2 separate regions of the Homo sapiens genome follow, and region 2 is linked to region 1. A link is an interaction called in ENCODE POLR2A ChIA-PET data of the cell type or tissue named here. Cell type or tissue: OCI-LY7. All regions are shown on one strand.

Evidence for each region. Peaks named below come from ENCODE experiments on the same cell type or tissue, not always from the same donor. Only the 100,000 strongest peaks of a DNase experiment are listed, where the experiment ranks them.
Region 2: POLR2A ChIA-PET joins it to region 1 with 15 read pairs; 2 of 35 experiments call an interaction of 5 or more read pairs at or near these places.

What each region holds. Positions count from the first base shown.
Region 1 is chr10:83,542,586-83,550,585 of GRCh38, forward strand. It overlaps LOC105378394 (a long non-coding RNA gene), which reads right to left and starts at 5,500. Exons shown (of 3, transcript XR_946141.2): 1 at 5,324-5,500. It overlaps LOC105378393 (a long non-coding RNA gene), which reads left to right and starts at 3,730. Exons shown (of 3, transcript XR_946140.1): 1 at 3,730-3,868; 2 at 4,492-4,652; 3 at 5,321-5,394. In OCI-LY7, no CTCF peak of the experiment used is centred here; no DNase peak of the experiment used is centred here.
Region 2 is chr10:83,780,424-83,788,423 of GRCh38, forward strand. No RefSeq gene overlaps it. Among named protein-coding and RNA genes, the nearest start is that of LINC02650, 110 kb to the left of the region's middle. RefSeq lists enhancers at 5,540-6,283, 6,284-7,025. In OCI-LY7, no CTCF peak of the experiment used is centred here; no DNase peak of the experiment used is centred here.

The sequences.
Region 1 (8,000 bases):
CACCTATTGCCTCCACTGTGGTTATTCTGACTAAAGACAAAGCAAAAATGGTGGGGAAGGAACTTTTCTCTGTTATAGCATAGCTTGTGACACAGAACTAGATGGGAAAAACTAGAGTCCCATATAAAGTTAGGTTCTACCTGCATCTGACTTTCTCTTCCATCAGGCAAGCCAATATACCCCTTAGAGGGCTGGTCCTTTAAGGCAGGCTGACCTCACTAGAGAAGGCAGAATCTTTGTGGTCAGCTGTGACTTGCAGCTGAGGTATATGCTAGGGAAGAAAGAGGGCCTAGGTTAGTAGACAACCTCCCCACTCAAAAACCAACTTTGCGCATTCTCGCTGTGTTTGCTTTACTTCAAAGGCTGTTTTTATTGTCACCCAGGCATAGAAACTAGCCTTCAGGGTTTACTGCATGTCCTGACATGAAGCTTCTCACTGTCTAATTTGCATTCTAAATAGGTGCACAATTGATTCACAAAACCTCTGTGCTGCTTAACAGGACAAATGAATCATTTACTTTCCAAATTGCAGGGAGCTTTGAGGTCAGTCAGCCTGGGAAGCCACAGAGCCTCTCCCTCAGAGACACAGAGGAATACAAACAAGCAGGCTCCAGCTTTGGGAACCATCTCCATTTGAGTGGCCAGTGCCATCATCCTCTTACAACACTCAGGGGATGCAGGGTATTAGCATGCTCAAGCCAGCATATGGTACACATCTTATTAACGTAATCGCAGGACTCCAGCAAGCTGTTTTCCAGATGATTTGGACCCCTGTGAATATTCATCTCTATTCTCTGCCTCTGCTCATCTCTGGAAGGAATAATGCATACACATTCCTTTTGCCCAGTGGACTCCAAAGAAATCTTTCCAGTGTTTATAATACCTGTAAAACCCCTCTGTAAATAACACTCAGGCCACACTGAGCAGATTGAAGCCAAGAAGCTCAGTTCTGCCTGACAGCTTTTCCCCAATTGGTTATTTTTAATGTTAGAAAAGAAGAACGGCTCCTGAACAGAAGATTCACACTAACCTTAACTTAGACATTTTTTATGGCTCTTTAGTGAAAGGCTATTTTTACATTTTTGAAAGATTAAGTGAATTCAGCTTCTTCATCTAAAAAACTGTTTCTTTTTATGCTGGCCAGTGACAAGTTTAAATTTAAAAACAAAGAATAAGAATAATGATAAAAGTGGGCCTTAATTAGAAGATGTACGTTGTTTTCTGTTCAGCCAAGACCTCCCTCCCTCACCCCAGTCTCTGTCTCTCCCCTCAATCCTTCCAACCATGAATGCCAAGCATTGCAAAAGATTCTTTAGCTAACAGTGACCTGGGAAACATCTGGTCTGGAAATTAAGAAATATATTGGGGATATATCTTTAAGATGAAATGAGAGGCTTCATTCAGACTGCAGAAGAATTATTTGTGACTCATTCATAAAAGTGAGAAAGAAGATCAACAAGGATGTTTTAGTACCCACCAGTAGGGAGAAATGGAAATGCAGAAGAAGCTAATATTTATTAAGTACTTACTTATGGAAATAAACAAAGACCAACCAAATGAGAACAAGCATAGCTATTTTATTCAGAGCTTGCAAAAGCAAGGGAGTCAGCCATCTTGCATTTGGCACAGACTCAAAGGGAAAGCAGCAGGGTGGGAAAGCTTTATAATGGAACAAAGGGAAGGCTTCCTATGTGCCCTGATTGGAAGTTGTTGGCGTGGGGAGGCTGAAGGAGGGCTGACTAGATGTGGGGCATCCTATGTGATTGGTTTGGAAAACATATTTGGCTTGCTCTGGTTGGTCCTGAGTTGGCAGCAGAGACAAAAATTAGAGAAGCTGGCAATCATTGAGCAAGCCTGTATTCTGGACTGATTGCTGCAGAGGCTACAATCTGGCTTCCTAGACAGGTTGCTGAAGAGATTGTGGGTCAGGGTTGGTTCTATAGTCATATATTTTGTCCTTTTATCATGTTGTCTCGATTGCTATATACATTTTATATTTGTATATTCATTCCCTTTTTGGATGAATTTTTTTCTTTATTGCATTATATTTGAATGTAGTTATTCATCAAATCATAATTAAGACTGATATGCAGACCTAATTCATTACCATAGCACTTACTGGAACTCAACATGTGACTTGTTAATATTCGTTCTAATTTAAGGGCAAACAGAATTATTCCATTTCAGATATTGAAAGGTATTTTAAATACTTGAACAAACTGAGATTGCTCTATTTTGCCTTAAATTTATTTTCCTTCAGCTAAATATCCATAGAAGTTTAATCTAATATGGTTCACAGATTATAATATCAATTTGACTTTTTTCTGTTTGTATGGAATTTCAATGAGAATTTGTGATACATATTTTATTATTGCCTCTAGAAAATTTTATTTTACAGCAGAGGAGAAAAACATGTTTTGCTTTTTTATCCCCAGGCAAATAGTTTAATATATATACATACATATATAATATATATTAGTTTAATATATATATTATATATTAGTTATAGCTATATATTTCAATAGCTTTGGGAGTACAAGTGATTTTTGGTTACATGGATAAGTTCTTTAGTGGTGATTTCTGATATTTTGGTGCACCCATCACCTGAGCAGTGTACACTGTAAACTGTACCCAATATGCAGTCTTTTATCCCTCACTTTCCTCCAACTCTCCTCCCCCAAGGAGAGTTCCCAACATCTATTATATCATTCTTATGCCTTTGCATCCTCATAGCTTAGCTCCCACTTATAAATGAGAACATAGAATTTTTGGTTTTCCATTCCTCAGTTACTTCACTTAGAATAATGGCCTCCAGCACCATCCGATTTGCTGCAAAAGACATTATTTTGTTCCTTTTTGTGGCTGAGTAGTATTTCATGGTGTATGTATACCACATTTTCTTTATCCACTCATTGGTTGATGGGCACTTTGGTTGGCTCCATATTTTTGCAATTGCAAATGTGCTGCTATAAACTTATACCAAAAGCCAGGTACTGTAATTTCATTTAATTACCACAGAAATCCTATGGTGGGGGAAAAGACATTGTTTTACTGTCTCAAAAGGTTAAAACCTGAAACAAGTGGCTCAATATATTGAGCTAGTGTTGCAGTCTTGCAAATGCACCTTTATGTAGCAGTTTCTCTTGTGAGGTATCACCCTGAGTCCTTCATCTCACCTCCAAGATGACTGAGGAGCACTGACACACGGGTGAGGTTGGAGCAAAACTTTTATAAGCGAAAGGAGAAAGCTCTCTGCAGAAGAGTCTGAGTGGATTGCCGGGTCACAGCTGAATGCAAAAAGCTTTTATAAAAAACTGCTCTCCTCCCTGTAATTGTTTGAGGAGTAACTTTTCTTATCAGTAACGCTGTCTGTGCAACTCCCTTTATCCAGCTGTGGGATGTTTCTAAGTAAGCACAAAGTGCTGCTTCTCTTGTTCATGTAACTGTGGGTTTGTTTTAGGTAAGCCTCCTTCCTCCCTGTGCAAGTTCCCACGGAGCCCACTGTGTATATGCCTGAAAAGGGGAGGAAACGTTTTCCTGGAGCTAATTATACAAAGAACAAAAATGCTTCTATGCCTCACTGGCTCCTTATCAGCCCCTGAGCTTATCTGTGCAGCTGCAGCAGCTGTGATTTTTCAGGCAGGCATTTCCCCCGGGGCCCAGCCTTAACTATTTACCTAACTGGTTTTTCCCTACCTTCTCCCTCACTAGTGAGTGGCAGGACTAGGTTTTGCATATTAGGAAAGGCTGATTGAGAAGCTCACACTCTTTCCCACAAGTCCAGTAAGCCTCATTGGCTCAGGTGGAGATGATGTTTACTCCTGGAGGTCCGTGTTGGGAGCATCTGCAGAGATCACAGAGATTTAGGGTATGGCCAACTTTTATGTTTCTGTAATGTTCAGTCTAGCCTCGGCTTCAACATGGCTTTTGCTTCCATGAGCTGGAGACGAGGCTCCAAAGTTTACATGGAGATATCTGGTTGAAAATTACAATGAATAGCTAGCCAAGTATGGAATGCCTATTCTTGAGGTCATTTTCACAAATAACATGCCATTAAGATCTTTTTTAAATAATTGTACTTTTATAAACTGGATTATGCTTTAAATTGCATTAGTAGAAAGAAATATCTTAAAAATAATATCCCTTAAGAAAATTCACAGGAGACTAAAAGATACAACCAATTATTTGCCCAGGGGACTAAAAAATACACCCAAAATATATGCAAAAAATTATGCATATGAGCATGTTTGCATTTTTTGCCTGAATAAAATGTTGACATCTTCATAAGATTCTGAGAATATTTATTTTCTTCCAAAAGAAAAATTCTGAGCATCTGTAATTTAAATAAAACAATAACAAAAGCACTCCTCCATCTATGGTGATGTGCAGTCAAAATTGAAAACAGCTGCTCTAAAAGAGAAAATCATCTTTAAAATAGCCATTTAAAATACGGCTAACTGTGTCATGTCTCTGCCATCTTTGTTAGTATAGAACGTTGCAAGTAGAGTCATCTCCAAGATACCCAGGAGGTATCAGCCATACACTGTTGCAGACACCGCTGACAAGGAACGAGCTTCTTTCTGCTTTGGTCCTAGATACGTGGAAGAGTTTTCAGCTTCCTAGTTTGCATTAAATTTCCAGAATACATCATGGTAAGAAGGGAACTTGGAATTCTAGCTAAGATACCTAATAGCTGGGGAGCTTGGACAAGTCACTTCCTCTTTTGAATCTTTGTTTTTATATCCTTACAGAGATCTGCTGAATAACAGCTTTTTTTTTTTTTTTTTTTGAGACAGAGTCTCGCTCTGTTGCCCAGGATGGAGTGCAGTGGCTCGATCTCGGCTCACTGCAAGCTCCTCCTCCTGGGTTCGTGCCATTCTCCTGCCTCAGCTTCCCAAGTAGCTGGGACTACAGGCGCCCACCACCACGCCTGGCTAATTTTTGTATTTTTAATAGAGACGGGGTTTCACTGTGTTAGCCAGGATGATCTCGATCTCCTGACCTCGTGTTCGGCCCACCTCGGCCTCCCAAAGTGCTGGGATTACAGGCGTGAGCCACCGCGCCCAGCCTGAATAAAGGCTTTTTGACAATGGTCCAGGCAGCCCTAGGTTTTAGATATGTTTTTCTACAGTTATAGAAGGGCACTCTTATCCTGGCATTGATGAGAACAGTATCACATGTGTTGGCCTTATGTATTTAAGTTTTAGGTAAGATTGTATTTGAAAAGTGAGCTCTAGTGCAAATAAAAACTTTGAAAACTATTAAATGAAATGAGCCTTAAGGAGTCTTTTAACTTTTTAAGAAATATTACGTTTTACAGCACCTCTTCTTTAGTTTCACCCATGGAAGCACCAGATGAAGAACCTTCCCAGAGAACAATGTGTGTGACATGTCCATCCATTCTGCCTTCTCCTAAGAGTTTGGACAGCTAATCCGTTCACCGTCTAAAGGAGGGAAGGTAGAGGGTTAGATTCTGCTGCTGGATCTTTTTTATTAAACAATTGTCATATAACTGTGGTTCTCATGGATAAAACCACTCTCTCAAAATTAGGAAAAATCAAAATCTGTCTTTCATGAATTTACTTTCTCTTTCCACATATAATACTCTCAGTTGTCAGAACCACCAGGCCTCTAGATATGAAGATTTTCAGTGAGATTAAATAATGTAATGGAAGGGGTTAGGGAATCTGTCGGCCCCCCAACCCCACCCCACCCAACCTTGTCACTTTTGACGCTATGTGTTCACAGCTGCCTTGAGGGCCTACACTACGGATACCGCATGTCCTTAAGGTTACTTTTATGCTTTTATCTTTTTGACCTTTTGATACAAGACAGGAATTTATCTTTAATATTTTTAAAGAATATTAAAAATCATTCTTTTAGTACTTCTCACCTTTCTTTCCTTCTTCTCTTCTCTTTTTAAACAGCTTTGTTGAGATATAATTCAAATGCCATACAATTCACCCATTTAAAATATATAATTGGGAGGTTAAAGTATACAATTGAGAGGTTTTTAGTATATCTGCAGATATGTGCAACAATCACCACATATCTGCAACCACCACCACTCAATTTTAGAACATTTTTATCACCTCAAAAAGAAACTTTGTACCCTTTAAATACAACCCCCCATCCCTCACTCCAACTTCCAGCCCTATGCAACCAAGTTAACTTTAATCCATCCCTATAGATTGCCTATTTTCAACATTATGTGAATAGAATCATATGATATGTGGCCTTTTGTGACTTTCTCCTTTCACATCATATAGTGCTTTTTACAGTTGATTCATGTTGTAGCATGCATCAGTATTAGATTTCATTAGCCAAATAATCCCATTATATAAATATATGATATTTTGTTTATCCATTTATCAGTTAATAAACATTTGGGCTGTTTCCATCTTTCAGCAATTATGAACAATGTTACTTTCAACATTTGGGTACATGTTTGTGTGTCAATGTATGTTTTCATTTATCTCAGGCATATACCTAGGAGTAAAATTGATATATTATATAACACCATGTTTGATAAATTGACTTTTTAATAGCTAGACTGTTTTCCAAAGTGGTTGCACCATTTTACATTCTGACCAGCAGCGTAAGAAGGTTCTGATTTCTCCACATCCTCACCAAAACTTTTTGTAATCTGACTTGTTCATTCCAGCTGTCCTAATGATTGTGAAGGAGTGTCTCGTTGTGATTTTGATTTGCTGTTCCTGAATGATGACTAATTAAAATGGGCATCTGTTTATGTGCTTATTTACCATTTCTTATTTCTTTTTGGAGAAACAGCTTTCTATTCAGATGCTTTGACCATTTTTAGCTGGGTTACTTGCTTTTTCATTACTGATTTGTAAGAGCTCATTATATATTTTGGATACAAGTCCATTATTAGATATCTGATTTGAAAAAAAATTCTCCAATTCTGTAGGTTTTATTTTTCAGTTTCTTGACAATATGCTTTGAAGGACTAAGTTTTTAATATTGATGAAGTTCAATTTATCTATTTTTGATGCTCATGTTTTTGGTGTCATATCTAAGAATCATTTACCAAATTCAATGTCATGTGTATTTAGCCCTGTTTTCTACTAATAGCTCTAGAGTTTTAGCTCCCACATTTAGTTCTTGATTGATTTTAGTTTTTGTATAGTATGCAAAGTAAGGGTCCATCTTCATTCTTTTTATTTTGCATGTGACTATCCCGTTGTCCCATTACTATGTTGAAAAGGCTAGTCTTTTCCAAATAATAGTCTTGCTGCCCTTGTTGAAAATCAATTGACCGTTCATATACGGATTTATTTTTGGACTCTCAATTCTATTCCACGTATCTATATGTCTATCTTTACACCAGTTAAAGATAGACATTTAATTTAATTATTTAAATTAAAATAGTACATCAGAATTTTTTCTTTCCTTTTCTTTTCTTTTTTTTTTTTTGAGGCTGAGTTTTGCTCTTGTTGCCCAGGCTGGAGTGCAATGGTGCAATCTCGGCTCACCACAACCTCTGCCCACTGGGTTCAAGCAATTTTCTTGCCTCAGCCTCCCAAGTAGTTGGGATTACAGGCATGTGCCACCACATCTGGCTAATTTTGTATTTTTAGTAGAGATGGGGTTTCTCCACGTTGGTCAGGCTGGTCTCAAACTCCCAACCTCAGGTGATTTGCCCACCTCGGCCTCCGAAAGTGCCAGAAAATATTTTCTTAATGCAAATACTTTCTTCGTGCATACTTTCTTGATTGTCATTGCTTAGTAGAAAGTTTTGAAATCAGAAAGCCTGAGTCCTCCCACATCATTCTTTTTTAGGATTGTTTTAGCTATTCCAGGTCCCTTGTCAAGTCCATTTGAATTTAAAATCACCTTTTAAATTTTTGCAAAGAAGTTAACTGGGATTCTGATAGTGATTATGTCAAAAGTTGTAGAATGTTTGGAAAAGTATTGCCATCTTAACAAGGTTAATTCTTCTAACCCATGTATTTTATTTAAATTTTTATTGACTTTTA
Region 2 (8,000 bases), 240 kb after region 1:
AAGTGCAGATTTCGTACTTGCATATATTGTGTAGTGGTGAAGTCTGGGCTTTCAGTATACCCATAACCTAGTGAGCATTGTACTCAATAGATAATTTCTCAACCCTCAACTCTCTACCTTTTGGAGTCTCTGATACCTATTATTCCACGCTGTATGTCCATGTGTACACATTGTTTAGCTCCCAATTACAATCGATAACATGCAGTATTTCACTTTCTGTTTCTGAATTATTTCACCTAGGATAATGGCTGCCAGTCCCATCCATGTTGTTGAGAAGACAAGATTTTATTCGTTTTATGGCTGAGTAGTATTCCATGGTATGTATCACATTTTCTTTATCCAATCCCTCACTGATGAATACTTAGGTTGATTCCATGACTTTGCTCTTGTGAAAAGTGCTGCAATAGGCATATCAGTCCAGATGTCTTTTCGATATAATAATTTCTTTTGCTTCATTCATTTACTCAGTAGTGGCATTGCTGTATTGAAAGGTAGTGCTATTTTTACTTCTTTGAAAAATATTTATATTTCTGTCAGCAGTGTATAGGTGTTCCCTTTTCTGTGCAACCTGGCCTACATCTGCTGGGTTTTTTGGTTTTTTTTTTTTTTTTTTGACTTCTTTTTTTTTTATTTTTTATTTTTTATTATTATACTTTTAGTTTTAGGGTACATGTGCACATTGTGCAGGTTAGTTACATATGTATACATGCGCCATGCTGATGCGCTGCACCCACTAACTCCTCATCTAGCATTGGTTATATCTCCCAATGCTATCCCTCCCCCCTCCCCCCACCCCACAACAGTCCCCAGAGTGTGATATTCCCCTTCCTGTGTCCATGTGATCTCATTATTCAATTCCCACCTATGAGTGAGAATATGTGGTGTTTGGTTTTTTGTTCTTGCGATAGTTTACTGAGAATGATGATTTCCAATTTCGTCCATGTCCCTACAAAGGACATGAACTCATCATTTTTTATGGCTGCATAGTATTCCATGGTGTATATGTGCCACATTTTCTTCATCCAGTCTATCATTGTTGGACATTTGGGTTGGTTCCAAGTCTTTGCTATTGTGAATAATGCCGCAATAAACATACGTGTGCATGTGTCTTTATAACAGCATGATTTATAGTCCTTTGGGTATATACCCAGTAAAGGGATGGCTGGGTCAAATGGTATTTCCAGTTCTAGATCCTTGAGGAATCGCCACACTGACTTCCACAATGGTTGAACTAGTTTACAGTCCCACCAACAGTGTAAAAGTGTTCCTATTTCTCCACATCCTCTCCAGCACCTGTTGTTTCCTGACTTTTTAATGATTGCCATTCTAACTGGTGTGAGATGGTATCTCATTGTGGTTTTGATTTGCATTTCTCTGATGGCCAGTGATGGTGAGCATTTTTTCATGTGTTTTTTGGCTGCATAAATGTCTTCTTTTGAGAAGTGTCTGTTCATGTCCTTCGCCCACTTTTTGATGGGGTTGTTTGTTTTTTTCTTGTAAATTTGTTTGAGTTCATTGTAGATTCTGGATATTAGCCCTTTGTCAGATGAGTAGGTTGCGAAAATTTTCTCCCATTTTGTGGGTTGCCTGTTCACTCTGATGGTAGTTTCTTTTGCTGTGCAGAAGCTCTTTAGTTTAATTAGATCCCATTTGTCAATTTTGGCTTTTGTTGTCATTGCTTTTGGTGTTTTAGACATGAAGTCCTTGCCCATGCCTATGTCCTGAATGGTAATGCCTAGGTTTTCTTCTAGGGTTTTTATGGTGTTAGGTATAACATTTAAGTCTTTAATCCATCTTGAATTGATTTTTGTGTAAGGTGTAAGGAAGGAATCCAGTTTCAGCTTTCTACATATGGCTAGCCAGTTTTCCCAGCACCATTTATTAAATAGAGAATCCTTTCCCCATTGCTTGTTTTTCTCAGGTTTGTCAAAGATCAGATAGTTGTAGATATGCGGCGTTATTTCTGAGGGCTCTGTTGTGTTCCATTGATCTATATCTCTGTTTTGGTACCAGTACCATGCGTTTTGGTTACTGTAGCCTTGTAGTATAGTTTGAAGTCAGGTAGTGTGATGCCTCCAGCTTTGTTCTTTTGGCTTAGGGTTGACTTGGCAATGCAGCCTCTTTTTTTGGTTCCATATGAACTTTAAAGTAGTTTTTTCCAATTCTGTGAAGAAAGTCATTGGTAGCTTGATGGGGATGGCATTGAATCTGTAAATTACCTTGGGCAGTATGGCCATTTTCACGATATTGATTCTTCCTACCCATGAGCATGGAATGTTCTTCCATTTGTTTGTATCCTCTTTTACTTCATTGAGCAGTGGTTTGTAGTTCTCCTTGAAGAGGTCTTTCACATCCTTGTAAGTTGGATTCCTAGGTATTTTATTCTCTTTGAAGCAATTTTGAATGGGAGTTCACTCATGATTTGGCTCTCTGTTTGCCTGTTGTTGGTGTATAAGAATGCTTGTGATTTTTGTACATTGATTTTGTATCCTGAGACTTTGCTGAAGTTGCTTAATCAGCTTAAGGAGATTTTGGGCTGAGACAATGGGGTTTTCTAGATATACAATCATGTCGTCTGCAAACAGGGACAATTTGACTTCCTCTTTTCCTAATTGAATACCCTTTATTTCCTTCTCCTGCCTAATTGCCCTGGCCAGAACTTCCAACACTATGTTGAATAGGAGTGGTGAGAGAGGGCATCCCTGTCTTGTGCCAGTTTTCAAAGGGAATGCTTCCAGTTTTTGCCCATTCAGTATGATATTGGCTGTGGGTTTGTCATAGATAGCTCTTACTATTTTGAAATATGTCCCATCAATACCTAATTTATTGAGAGTTTTTAGCATGAAGGGTTGTTGAATTTTGTCAAAGGCTTTTTCTGCATCTATTGAGATAATCATGTGGTTTTTGTCTTTGGTTCTGTTTATATGCTGTATTACATTTATTGATTTGCGTATATTGAACCAGCCTTGCATCCCAGGAATGAAGCCCACTTGATCATGGTGGATAAGCTTTTTGATGTGCTGCTGGATTCGGTTTGCCAGTATTTTATTGAGGATTTTTGCATCAATGTTCATCAAGGATATTGGTCTAAAATTCTCTTTTTTTGTTGTGTCTCTGCCTGGCTTTGGTATCAGAATGATGCTGGCCTCATAAAATGAGTTAGGGAGGATTCCCTCTTTTTCTATTGATTGGAATAGTTTCAGAAGGAATGGTACCAGTTCCTGCTTGTACCTCTGGTAGAATTCGGCTGTGAATCCATCTGGTCCTGGACTCTTTTTGGTTGGTAAGCTATTGATTATTGCCACAATTTCAGATCCTGTTATTGGTCTATTCAGAGATTCAACTTCTTCCTGGTTTAGTCTTGGGAGAGTGTATGTGTCGAGGAATTTATCCATTTCTTCTAGATTTTCTAGTTTATTTGTGTAGAGGTGTTTGTAGTATTCTCTGATGGTAGTTTGTATTTCTGTGGGATCAGTGGTGATATCCCCTTTATCCTTTTTTTTGTGTCTATTTGATTCCTCTCTCTTTTTTTCTTTATTAGTCTTGCTAGCGGTCTATCAATTTTGTTGATCCTTTCAAAAAACCAGCTCCTGGATTCATTAATTTTTTGAAGGGTTTTTTTGTCTCTATTTCCTTCAGTTCTGCTCTGATTTTAGTTATTTCCTGCCTTCTGCTAGCTTTTGAATGTGTTTGCTCTTGCTTTTCTAGTTTTTTTAATTGTGATGTTAGGGTGTCAATTTTGGATCTTTCCTGCTTTCTCTTGTGGGCATTTAGTGCTATAAATTTCCCTCTACACACTGCTTTGAATGCGTCCCAGAGATTCTGGTATGTTGTGTCTTTGTTCTCATTGGTTTCAAAGAACATCTTTATTTCTGCCTTCATTTCGTTATGTACCCACTAGTCATTCAGGAGCAGGTTGTTCAGTTTCCATGTAGTTGAGCGGTTTTGAGTGAGATTCTTAATCCTGAGTTCTAGTTTGATTGCACTGTGGTCTGAGAGATAGTTTGTTATAATTTCTGTTCTTTTACATTTGCTGAGGAGAGCTTTACTTCCAAGTATGTGGTCAATTTTGGAATAGGTGTGGTGTGGTGCTGAAAAAAATGTATATTCTGTTGACTTGGGGTGGAGAGTTCTGTAGATGTCTATTAGGTCCGCTTGGTGCAGAGCTGAGTTCAATTCCTGGGTATCCTTGTTGACTTTCTGTCTTGTTGATCTGTCTAATATTGAGAGTGGGGTGTTAAAATCTCCCATTATTAATGTGTGGGAGTCTAAGTCTCTTTGTAGGTCACTCAGGACTTGCTTTATGAATCTTGGTGCTCCTGTATTGGGTGCATATATATTTAGGAGAGTTAGCTCTTCTTGTTGAATTGATCCCTTTACCATTATGTAATGGCCTTCTTTGACTCTTTTGATCTTTGTTGGTTTAAAGTCTGTTTTATCAGAGACTAGGATTGCAACCCCTGCCTTCTTTTGTTTTCCATTTGCTTGGTAGATCTTCCTCCATCCTTTTATTTTGAGCCTATGTGTGTCTCTGCACGTGAGATGGGTTTCCTGAATACAGCACACTGATGGGTCTTGACTCTTTATCCAATTTGCCAGTCTGTGTCTTTTAATTGGAGCATTTAGTCCATTTACATTTAAAGTTAATATTGTTATGTGTGAATTTGATCCTGTCATTATGATGTTAGCTGGTGATTTTGCTCGTTAGTTGATGCAGTTTCTTCCTAGTCTCGATGGTCTTTACATTTTGGCATGATTTTGCAGCGGCTGGTACCGGTTGTTCCTTTCCATATTTAGCGCTTCCTTCAGGAGCTCTTTTAGGGTAGGCCTGGTGGTGACAAAATCTCTCAGCATTTGCTTGTCTGTAAAGTATTTTATTTCTCCTTCACTTATGAAGCTTAGTTTGGCTGGATATGAAATTCTGGCTTGAAAATTCTTTTCTTTAAGAATGTTGAATATTGGCCCCCACTCTCTTCTGGCTTGTAGGGTTTCTGCCGAGAGATCCGCTGTTAGTCTGATGGGCTTCCCTTTGAGGGTAACCCAACCTTTCTCTCTGGCTGCCCTTAACATTTTTTCCTTCATTTCAATTTTGGTGAATCTGACAGTTATGTGTCTTGGAGTTGCTCTTCTCGAGGAGTATCTTTGTGGCGTTCTCTGTATTTCCTGAATCTGAACATTGGCCTGCCTTGCTAGATTGGGGAAGTTCTCCTGGATAATATCCTGCAGCATGTTTTCCAACTTGGTTCCATTCTCCCCATCACTTTCAGGTGCACCAATCAGACGTAGATTTGGTCTTTTCACATAGTCCCATATTTCTTGGAGGCTTTGCTCATTTCTTTTTATTCTTTTTTCTCTAAACTTCCCTTCTTGCTTCATTTCATTCATTTCATCTTCCATTGCTGATACCCCTTCTTCCAGTTGATCGCATCGGCTCCTGAGGCTTCTGCATTCTTCACGTATTTCTCGAGCCTTGGTTTTCAGCTCCATCAGCTCCTTTAAGCACTTCTCTGTATTGGTTTTCTAGTTATACATTCTTCTAAATTTTTTTCAAAGTTTTCAACTTCTTTGCCTTTGGTTTGAATGTCCTCCCGTAGCTCAGAGTAATTTGATCGTGTGAAGCCTTCTTCTCTCAACTAGTCAAAGTCATTCTCCATCCAGCTTTGTTCTGTTGCTGGTGAGGAACTGCATTCCTTTGGAGGAGGAGAGGCGCTCTGCTTTTTAGAGTTTCCAGCTTTTCTGTTCTGTTTTTTCCCCATCTTTGTGGTTTTATCTACTTTTGGTGTTTGATGATGGTGATGTACACATGGGTTTTTGGTGTGGATGTCCTTTCTGTTTGTTAGTTTTCCTTCTAACAGACAGGACCCTCAGCTGCAGGTCTGTTGGAATACCCTGCTGTGTGAGGTGTCAGTGTGCCCCTGCTGGGGGGGTGCCTCCCAATTAGGCTGCTCAGGGGTCAGGGATTAGGGACCCACTTGAGGAGGCAGTCTGCCCGTTCTCAGATCTCCAGCTGTGTGCTGGGAGAACCACTGCTCTCTTCAAAGCTGTCAGACAGGGACATTTAAGTCTGCAGAGGTTACTGCTGTCTTTTTGTTTGTCTGTGCCCTGCCCCCAGAGGTGGAGCCTACAGAGGCAGGCAGGCCTCCTTGAGCTGTGGTGGGCTCCACCCAGTTCGAGCTTCTGGGCTGCTTTGTTTACCTAAGCAAGCCTGGGCAATGGCGGGCGCCCCTCCCCCAGCCTCGCTCCCGCCTTGCAGTTTGATCTCAGACTGCTGTGCTCGCAATCAGCGAGATTCCGTGGGCGTAGGACCCTCCAAGCCAGGTGCGTAATATAACCTCGTGGTGTGCCGTGTTTTAAGCCAGTCGGAAAAGCGCAGTATTCGGGTGGGAGTGACCCGATTTTCCAGGTGCCGTCTGTCACCCCTTTCTTTGACTAGGAAAGGGAACTCCCTGACCCCTTGCGCTTCCCGAGTGAGGCAATGCCTCGCCCTGCTTCGGCTGGCGCACGGTGAGCGCACCCGCTGACCTGCGCCCACTGTCTGGCACTCCCTAGTCAGATGAACCCGGTACCTCAGATGGAAATGCAGAAATCACCCCTCTTCTGCGTCGCTCATGCTGGGAGCTGTAGGCCGGAGCTGTTCCTATTCGGCCATCTTGGCTCCTCCCCCTCTTGACTTCTTAATAATAGTCGCTCTAACCGGTATATGATGGTATCTCACTGTGATTTTAACTTGCATTTCTAATGATTAGTTATGTTGAATATTTTTTCCATATGCTAGTTGGACACTTGTGTGTCTTCTTTGGATCAATGTGTGTTAATGTCTTTTTCCGACTTTCTAATGGAGTTATTTGCTTTTCTCTTTTTCTTTTTTTTTGAGATGGAGTCTCACTCTGTCACCCAGGCTGGAGTGCAGTGGTGCTATCTCAGCTTACTGCAACCTCTGCCTCCCAAGTTCAAACAATTCTCCTGCCTCAGCCTCCCAAATAGCTGGGATTCCAGGTGTGTGCCACAGCACCTGGCCAATTTTTGTGTTTTTAGTAGAGATGGAGTTTCACCATGTTGGTCAGGCTGGTCTCAAACTCCTGACCTCGTGATCCGCCCTCCTTGGACTCCCAAAGTACTGGGATTACAGGCATGAGCCACAGTGCCTGGCCTATTTGGATTTTTCTTATTGAATTATTTTAGTTCCTCATAGATTCTGAATATTAGTCTTTGTCAAATGCATAATTTGCAAATATTTTCTTCCATTCTGTAAGTTATCTGTTTACTCTTTTGGTTATTTCTTTCGCTTTACAGAAGTTTTTTTGGTTTAATTAAGTCCCATTTGTCAATTTTTGTTTCTGTTGCTTCTGCTTTTGATGTTTCAGTCATAAATTTTTTGCTTAGGCCAGTGTCTAAAAGAATATTTTTCTAGATTTTCTCCTAGGATTTTTATAGTTTCAGGACTTACATTTAAGTCCTTAGCCCACCTTGAGCTAAGTTTTTTTATATGGTGAGAGGTAGGAATCCAGTTTTATTCTTCTGCATATGGCTATGCAATTTTCCCAGCATCATTTATTGAATAGGGTGTCCTTTCCTCACTCTATATTTTTGTCAACTTTGTCAAGATCAGTTAACTGTAGGTGTGTGGCTTTATTTCTGGGTTCTCTGTCCTATTTCATTGATCTATGTGTCTAGTTATTGTGATTTGGTTATTGTAGCATTTTAGTATGATTTGAATTCAAGTAATGAGCCTTCTTCTGCTTTGTCTTTTTTGCTCAAGATTCCTTTGGCTACTTCGGGTCTTTTTTGGTTTCATATGAATTTTAGATTTTTTTTTTAATTCTATGAAGAGTGATGTTGGTAACTTGATAGGAATTACATTGAAGCTGTAGATTGCTTTGGAAAGAATGGTCATTTTAATGATATTGATTCTTCCAATCCATGAGCGTAAGCTGTTTTCTCATTTGTTTATATTACCTGCGATTTCTTTCCTCAGGATTTTGTTGTTATTCTTGCATGGG